2 separate regions of the Homo sapiens genome follow, and region 1 is linked to region 2. A link is a contact called in ENCODE Hi-C data. All regions are on one chromosome and are shown on one strand. The core of a region is the stretch at or near the end of the contact, and the rest is flanking DNA. Distances in the headings are between cores, read along the strand shown. Region 1 has its middle 95 kb from the start of PDE3A. Region 2 has its middle 270 kb from the start of LINC02398.

Region 1 (4,212 bases), core at 1,633-4,132, 530 kb after region 2:
TATTTACAGTGGCCAAATAAATAACACCAGAACACTTGTACCTGTGTGTAGAGCTAATGTAGGTAGCTAATTTAATAATGTAACTGCCATAATTTCAATGACAAGAATGTATCAGCTCTCCTTTTACTTTTCAAACTAACATTCAAATGGTTGAAATGCCACTGCTAAGGAAATATGTGTATATTTAAATAATAAAATTTAATGAAATATTCTCCAAAGCCAGCATTTTTATAATATCTATTAATTTTAATATCTTTTGAAAGAAGATAAATTTAGAGGAAAGAATATGTGCAAGCGTATATGCAAAGTCTTCAATTAGTTGAGGGTATTTCACGTTGCGTTGGGGTCAGGTTGGTTGTGCACATACTACGTGAAATAGATCCAGGACCAGTACAGGTAGGCACAGTAAGGAGACAGATACTGGCACATTTTAAGAGAAGAAAGATCCTAAGGTTTCATTTTGAAGATGGAGCAGTCTGCTTCTCAATGTGAAATTTTCCATGAATGGAACCGTTAGAGCAGCTAGACAATCACTCAGCACAATTGTTGCAGCAACACCTACAGTTTTCCACTAATGGGTTTCTTTGGGGTAAAAGATGACGATTTGTCAAGGAATAGAAAGTTGGAGGCCCCAGAGAGACTCCAAAATTTAGGGAAAATACATCCCTGTAAAATTGAAGTCCCACTTCGAAGAAATACATTCAGTATTCATCCCTATATACTTTCTGTGGAAGTGATCCACAGTATTAATGATGTAGAAATGTCTGATTGATTACAGCATCTCCTAAAGGTTAAGAGTGGAAATCTCTTTAAAACATCGTTGTAGACTGGAACCCATATAAATTGTCATCTATCTGCAACATATTAAAATTAATATGCTCTGGCATTGCTGCAACTTTTGATAATCAATAAGCAAGACTGAATAAAAAAGCAGAATTAAGACAGATTTATTGAGGTTTATTTAATGCTATGTAAGGAAAGAGAGACTATATCAAACATTTCTATGTTTCATGTTTATTTAAGGGTAAAGCCATATCTTATTTCTGTTTAAGCTCAAGCATAGGAATGCAGATTGTACAAATTGTCCTCTGAGTAGGCAGATTTTAGAAAGGCATGCCCCCTCTGGGAAGATGAACTAAAAGAAGTTGCTCCACTTGGGGACTGCAGTTCTCCTCTAGGGTGGAGCTTGGTGAGCAGAGCACAAGCAGGATTTGAGGCTCTGCTTGTCTCTTATCCCAGTACCTTTGGGCATTATACAAATTGCACGTAAGTGAAGAAATAGCCTATGTTAAGTGAATTAATAAGCAAATTAATGAATAAGTAAAAACATGGGGCATTCTAATTGTTTTATAGTTTCTAGAAATATGTAATATTAGGAAAAAAGGTTTAGCCTGAAAAAATACTTCCCAGGAGACTAAAGCAGTTATTTTTCCCTGATTCAGTGAGCATCAGAAAACTTTCTGATTAATTCTTGGTTTCTAGCTATCCTGATTCTGGGAGTCCTGTAAAGCAATGATAAATATATTGATTGCTGTAGAGTTGTATTCTGTAAGATACAAAATGAGTGGCTTTTTCTCTTTCTTTATTGTGGGTTCAGAGGGCAATGTTTTATCTTTTTCTATTTTTCCAGATATAACTTTATTCCACCTTTCAACTTCAGAGCTCCAACTTCAGAGGACAGAACATTATGTGGAGGGAGAGTTAAGACTTGGTAGGAAAAGCGATGACATGTCCTCTGCTTCATTTCTGGGTTTCTTCCCAGGCTGATTCATAACATCCAAAATAAGCTTAAGTAACACAATAGTCTTGGACTCGGCACCATAAGCTGCTTAGGAGGTGTGACTAGATCTTCTCCTGAACACTGTATTGTCTTGTGCCTCATAGTATTCCATTAAATTCATTACATAAATGTAGAAAATAATTAAATCAATCATTTGAGAATTTGGGTAATGTCAATCAATCTCCCATAGGCTAAATACATATAAGTAGTTGAGAATGGTGATAGAATGTATAAAACTAGACACTGGTTCAAAAAGACTCTAACTAACAGGTGATTGCTGCTTTGTAAAATGCTACCTAAACACATCAGCTGATCAGTGCTGCATAACTACAAGCAAAGTTTACTTTATTCGGTAGTCTTGACATTAAAAAAAAAAATGTAGGAGGAATTTTGGAAAAGGCAGTCAAGGGCATCTAAGTGAACAACACAAATGACACAGAGACCATGTGCTAAAGTTAAGGCACATTAATCAAAATCATAACATATTAGATTCCTAATGTCTCAGTGTCCAACAGTGGAAGGACCTAGTAAAAGTTAGGAAGTATAATTGTGGCAAGTTTAACAGTCTAAAAATGAAGTGAGATATAGTATAGTTATTTCTTTTTTGAAGTCAGGCATAATAACCCAAAAGGCATCAGGGCCATTTAATATATAAGCAACGTGCCTGGAATACCTCAATGACCCCTTGGAGGCATTCCTACCTTACTCTAGAGAATTCTACCATTATTTTGATGATAATGATGATGCATGAAAATCTTTCATTCTGTTCACTTTTTTTCAGAAAAGCAAAAAATTTGTAATTTCTGAAAAATGGTTAAAACATAAAGTAAATAAATATTTTTTATATTAGAGCAATGTTTTCTTACTATAAAAAGAGTGTGTGTGTGGTTCAGTAACTAACTGCAAAAATCATTTCATTATGGCTTGGCATCCCCGGGATACAGTGATGAAAGAAATAATAAATAAGCCACTATGTGATGAATACTTGTCCAAATGAAAATGCCTCTGATAATACCCTTTTAGAGGACAGGAATGTTATTAAGCTAGTGAGAACATCTAGTCCAGTTCCAGCTAGGTGGGTCAGGGCCCATTCTGGTAGGCTGATGTCTGTGCCATACCAGTTGTTAAACGTACTGAATATCATTCCTCCAGCAGAACCTGACACCTCCTATTCAACATCCCTTCTGCAGCCGGTCCCCATTTCTGTACTGGCAATACCTCCATCCTAGTCTTAGCTCAGACTTCTCAACAGCACTCCGTGCTTGGCCAGAGTTAACAAAGACACAAATAACACACTGTGTCATCTTGTAGTAAACAGAGAGGCTTTCCATTCTACCATGTTACAGCTGTGGAATCTTGGGTGGCTAATGAGCTTCACTTTCCCTGAGCTCCCTCACTTTTTAAACAGCTTTACTGAGACGTAACTCAAATATGTATTAATCAGGATTCTAGAAAGAGAACCGACAGGATATGTGTGTGTATATGTGTCTGTGTATATGTGTATATACATATATGATATTTATATATATATATGTTATATATATATAACATATATAAATAGAGGTTTATTTTAAGGAATTGCTCATGTGATTGTGGAGGCCTGGGAAGTCCAAAATCTTCAGGGTAGGCTGGCAGGCTAGGGATACAGGGAAGAATTATATAGTTCACCTCCAAAGGCAGTCTGCTGGCAGAATTTCTTCTTGCTTGCGGGGGTCAGTCTGTTATTAAGGTCTTCAACTAATTGGATGAGGCTTGCTCACATTATGGGGGGAGTATTATGTCTGATTTACTCAAAGCCTACTGATTTAAATGTTAATGTAATCTAAAAATACCTTCACATCTAAAATAAATTTTCACCGAATATCTGAGTAGCATGACCTAGCCAAGATGACACATAAAATTAACCATGATACCATGCAATCACTCATTTAAATTGTATAATTTGATGACTTTTAGTATATTCACAGATACATGCAACTATCACTTCAGTTAATCACAGAACATTTTTATCACCCTCATAAAGAAACCCTGTACCCTTTATATATCATCTGCCTGTCTCCTCGTTTGCTCCAACCACAAGCAAACACTAATGTACTTTTTGTCTCTGTAGATTTGCCCATTCTGGACATTTCATATGAATGGAATCATGTAATATGTGGTCTTTTATGACTGATTTCTTTCACTTAGCATAATATTTTCAAGGTTCATCTGTGTTGCAGTGTGTATCAACACTTCATTTCTTTTTAGGGTTTAATAATATTTCATTTTTTTCTATACATCTGTTGATGGACATTTGGGTTGCTTCAATTTTTTGGCTCATATAAACAATGCTGCTATAAACATGTGCAAGTGTGTGTGTGTGTGTGTGTGTGTGTGTGTGTGTGTGTGTGTGTGTATGTACATATGTTTTCATTTCTCTTGGGAATATACCT
Region 2 (4,487 bases), core at 37-2,536:
ACGTGAAATAGTTAAGATCCATATGGATGAAAAATGCTCTTACTGCAAATGCGTTCTATATTGTATAAGTGTCTTTTCTTTCTTATTTATGAACTCAGAATCTTAATCTGATAAATCCAGCTGGATGAACAATAGAATGAGAACAATGCTCCTCTTGTCTTTTGTTTCTTGGATTTCATATAATAGCTTGAAATCATAGGATCTTAGTGCTATAAAGAGCCTTGGAGATCATTTAGTTGAACATGCAAACTTTTAGGTGAGGAAACCAAGGCCCACAGAGGTGAAATGACTTGTCCAATTTGAAGGTAGAAATACTGCTTTTAGTTAAAAGCAGAAAACAGGACTCACTGTCTTCAGAGCAAAGCTGCACAAGAACCTTATGCTTTATAATTGCATTTTGCTCCGTTATTCTCTGACGGAATGGAAGGCAAGGGAGCTTTGGCCACTTGACTTATTGGTGGAGATCGATAAATTTGTCATGTTTCTTCTGCTTTTGCTTTTTTTCATAAAACTGCACACAGCAGCTAAGAATTCAGAAATGCCCCTCAGATATATCTAAATATCCAAATCAGGCAAAAAACATATGGTAGGAATCTTTTTTCGTGGTAATTACAAATTTAAAGAGGGATACACACATTTTTAATAAAGTTTAATTTAATAAAAAAGGGGCATACCAAGACTAGGGTAATCTACATGTTGCAGATATAAAATGTCCGAACTCTGAACTAGTTAACTGAGTAGTTAGTTCATTTGCAGTGGAGATATTTGTGGAACCAGGGAACATTCATAAGCAGTACGGGATTAGTAGGATAGGGTATCCAGTTGGTGTTCAAGAATATCAGTATACAAAAAGCATCTCATTTCTTTATTGTTATGAATCAAATTAAATATGGGTTATTCCATTTTCCTGGCTAGCAGGCTAGCAGGACATCCAAACTCAAGTTTTTTTTTCTTTTTCTTTTCTTTTTTTTTTTTTAAGGAGAACTTCCCTACTTCACGCAGAATGGGAAAAGACCCAAGGGGCTTAAATAAACCAGAAAAATTGGACCAGGGCCTCCATTCTCTGCCTTTGTTGATAGTCACTGAGATGTTTGTTGTTTAAGCTTGTGTGGTCCTTTTGGAGGCATTTCTCTTTTACCATTCACCGCCTTCGTGGGGCATTGACACAGAACCTTCACGCTGTGCAGGGTTCTAGACATTCACACAGAAGCTCTGCTACTTCTTAGGTGCTGTGAAGGTGCGTGTCCTCTACTCCCAACCTACCACCACTGCTCCAGAGTCCACCATCCCCAGCTTCCAGTCTCTGGATATCTAGCTCACTTCAGGGTCTAGTGGGGCAAAACGCTCCAGGCCCTTTGGGACTCTATTGCTTAATTTGCTCCAACGGGTCTGAAGCCAAAAATGGTTCCTCTTCTCCTGGGGAATTCAGAACACAAAAGGAAGTCTGACAGAAGAAAAAAAAATAATCTCTCTCTCTCTCTTTTTTTTTTTTGGACAGTGAGTTTTCAGCAAGAAGGATAGAACAAATTTTAATTTCTCAATAATGTGGCCTATTTCATAAGGCTACACTTTATTCTAGCCATACGTTTTTATGATGAGTGACAATACAGGAGGAGGTGAAAGGAAGATCCAAATTCACAGAAGCTGCTGCTTCTAAGTGTTGATACTAACCAGGTCCCTGAGCTCTTGCTGGGTAAAAAGTAGGTTACTTTTAAGTGGAACAACTGTTCAAAGTACAAAGACTGGAGTACGTGGGGGGAATAAAGAGCAGTGGTTTTTTCCCAGAGGAGCGGGCCTCTTCTACTAAGCAGCCAAAAATGTTTATTGCTGTTTAATGTTCTATTGCCAAACTTGATTTCTTTTCTTCTCAGAAACCTTTAACTTCCTATCAAATAGAATCCACACTTACTGCCTACTTTATGCCTTAGGGATCCTTGAGAATTTCCTAGGTTAATTTATGCTAAGTGCTATTAAGGCATCATCTAGACAAGTGAATGCCCTTCCCCCGCCTAACCATCTTTTTTTAGTTGTTTTTGATGTACCTCCTAGACTAGGACCTGAGATAAATGTAAACTCCTAGAAAATATCCCAGTGAGCGAAGCTTGTCAGGTCTATAAGGCAGAAGAAAAAGATTATTTCTGACATGACTGCCCATTTCTCCACATGGTGGTGTAACAGCGAAACTTGGAGTTGTTCTTCCTCTTCTAGCTCAGCCCTGATGGGTTCATACCCGCTTGTGACAACTGATTGGGTGAATCTCTCCCCAACAGCATGTTGGCAGGATGATGGTGTGGCTTGAAATCTGCCATGGTGGAATTATTTATAAAGAGGGGCAAAGACTACAAATAATAGCTGGTTGATAAACCAGCACACTACTACTAAAAAATCACATTTGAACCAGCTTTTTGAATAATTTATTAAAACAACAACAGCAACTGTAAGGACCTAAAGGCTTTTCATTTCAACTTTATGTGAAAAGAATACCTAGAGAGAGAGTTTGGGTGATTCATAATGGGAAGGCTATTCATTCCCCCTGCTTCAGCATATATTAATTATAATTTTAAAATTCCAACATCACTTTTGTTTAATAAAAATTAATTGCCTGTGTGCCAATGATAACATATCTTTAGAGCATGCCACAACTTTGCTCCCTTAAAAGAAAAATATAAGAAAATGAGCAAGAAAGTCTTTTGAGTTAATGTTTTAAGAAGTAGGTGGAGAGATAATGAAGAATACCATTTGAAAGCTATTGCAGGTGATATTTTTAGGAAGTTATTTGTACCTTAATGCTCATTGCTTCCCCCTAAGCTTTGCCAGCGATAACTCCTGTTAAACCTAAATTACTTTGACAATTATTACAGATTTTAAGGAATGTTGTGGTAAGCCTTAGGGAAGCAACTAGATTAAATGAAATAATATATTAGTGACTACAAAATGTATTGTTGAAGAAAAAGCCCCTTTCTTCCCCCAAAATCACCATGTCCATAAACAAGAACACCCTGAGTGTTATATCAGTATCAAGTTTGACTTTATTTTTATTAGAACCATGGCAATTGGCAAAGAAATTATTTTTTGTATAGTGCTGTCATATACATATTGCAAAGCAGGATTGTAAAACAACATATATTTATATATAAGTCAAGGATTCTGTTAAGCCTTCAGGAAGCTTAGGTATCAAGTAGTAGTTTGAAAAGCAAAAAATAAAAAAGGTATGAATGGTAGGAGGCTTTCTTTAAGATAAGGAGCCCTGAATCATTGCTGATTCTGTTGTCTCTGCAGTTGCTAATGTTCACGCTTCAAGGATTGTCAGCTACACCGCTGTAGAATCACCAAACAATGCCTCCAAATCCCTCAAGAAGTCAGCCATACAGCCTTCTAACTTTAGGAGCATCTCATGTTGACTTTGTCAAATATCTCAGGATCCATCACGAACCACAGATGAACTAGGGCCCCGAGCTTCAACATCAGAGAGGGAGATGTTTCCCTGCATTTGGTTCTCAAACACACACCTCTACAGACGTGGCTGAATCCCCTCTTCCATCCCTCTAGGGAAGAGATGGCCTGATACGGAGTCTGGCTAGAGTACTGAAAATTTATCATAATGTTTATACTTCATCGTCTTCTATTCTTGTGCCTTCTAGCCTTAAAATGTAACCATGATATATACAGAAGTTATCCCTCAATTTCTTGTATCTTATTTGGAGGGAAATTTTGGATGTTTGAGGGTAAGAGGCACATGAGGGACTGGATTTGAATCTCTGCATGTCAGATATTAAAGTTCATGGAATTAGGCACACATTGCTATAGTCAGTGTAACCCTCAAATCTGATCTTACTAAACCTACACAATATTTAAAAGATGCTCCAGATTTCTGAAACACTATAAAAATAATGCTCTGAATTTTAGACATTTGATAATTTGTAAGTGAAGGTATTCGAGTTTGATTATGATATGTCCATGCATTGAAGTTTATTTATGAGGAGAGTTATTCAATAGACATTTCTTGGGGCCAAATATATGTATATGAAACCAAAAAATTTAAAACAATTAAGCTAGAAATAATAGTGCCTCACATTTATTGTCTACTTTTCCTGTGCCAGGAACTGTGATAAGGGCATTTAAGGGATTTTTCATTAAGAAAATCTAGGATCACACGTCTTATAAATTTTAGAGTCAGCCTATTAGAACAACTGGACCGAATCTAAGGGTTTAACCCCCACAATACAACTGTCACACTATACAAAATATAGTGTAAATGGGCACCGATGGAACAGCTGCAGAATGATCTGAGGAGAAAAGACTTCTTGAAAGGCACATTTGGAACTAAATTTTGACATATGATCCTATGGCTCCATGCTATAGATTATATTAACAACCTAAAAGTACATAGATTTACAAATTTGAAAATCAGTTAAAATTTTGGAAGGAATAGATACCACATGTACTGACTTAAATTTACAGCACAAGTAATTTACCTCCAGTTCCTA

Evidence for each region. Hi-C counts contacts between places; a loop is a spot of excess contacts on that map. Pooled maps may share reads with other maps.
Region 1: a loop to region 2 is called in a map of heart right ventricle, with 2.7 times the contacts of the local background. The contact joins two enhancer-like sites. A Hi-C loop is called at or near these places in 3 of 168 maps with a recorded cell type or tissue (Right ventricle myocardium inferior, heart right ventricle and prostate gland) and 2 of 50 pooled maps.

The regions. Positions count from the first base shown.
Region 1 is chr12:20,271,214-20,275,425 of GRCh38, forward strand. No RefSeq gene overlaps it. Among named protein-coding and RNA genes, the nearest start is that of PDE3A, 95 kb to the right of the region's middle. Within about 2 kb of position 2,883, at least 2 of the 41 ENCODE cell types and tissues checked have a DNase peak (open chromatin) inside an H3K27ac peak, as active enhancers do; they include heart right ventricle, where a contact is called at or near this core.
Region 2 is chr12:19,739,610-19,744,096 of GRCh38, forward strand. No RefSeq gene overlaps it. Among named protein-coding and RNA genes, the nearest start is that of LINC02398, 270 kb to the right of the region's middle. Within about 2 kb of position 1,287, at least 2 of the 41 ENCODE cell types and tissues checked have a DNase peak (open chromatin) inside an H3K27ac peak, as active enhancers do; they include heart right ventricle, where a contact is called at or near this core.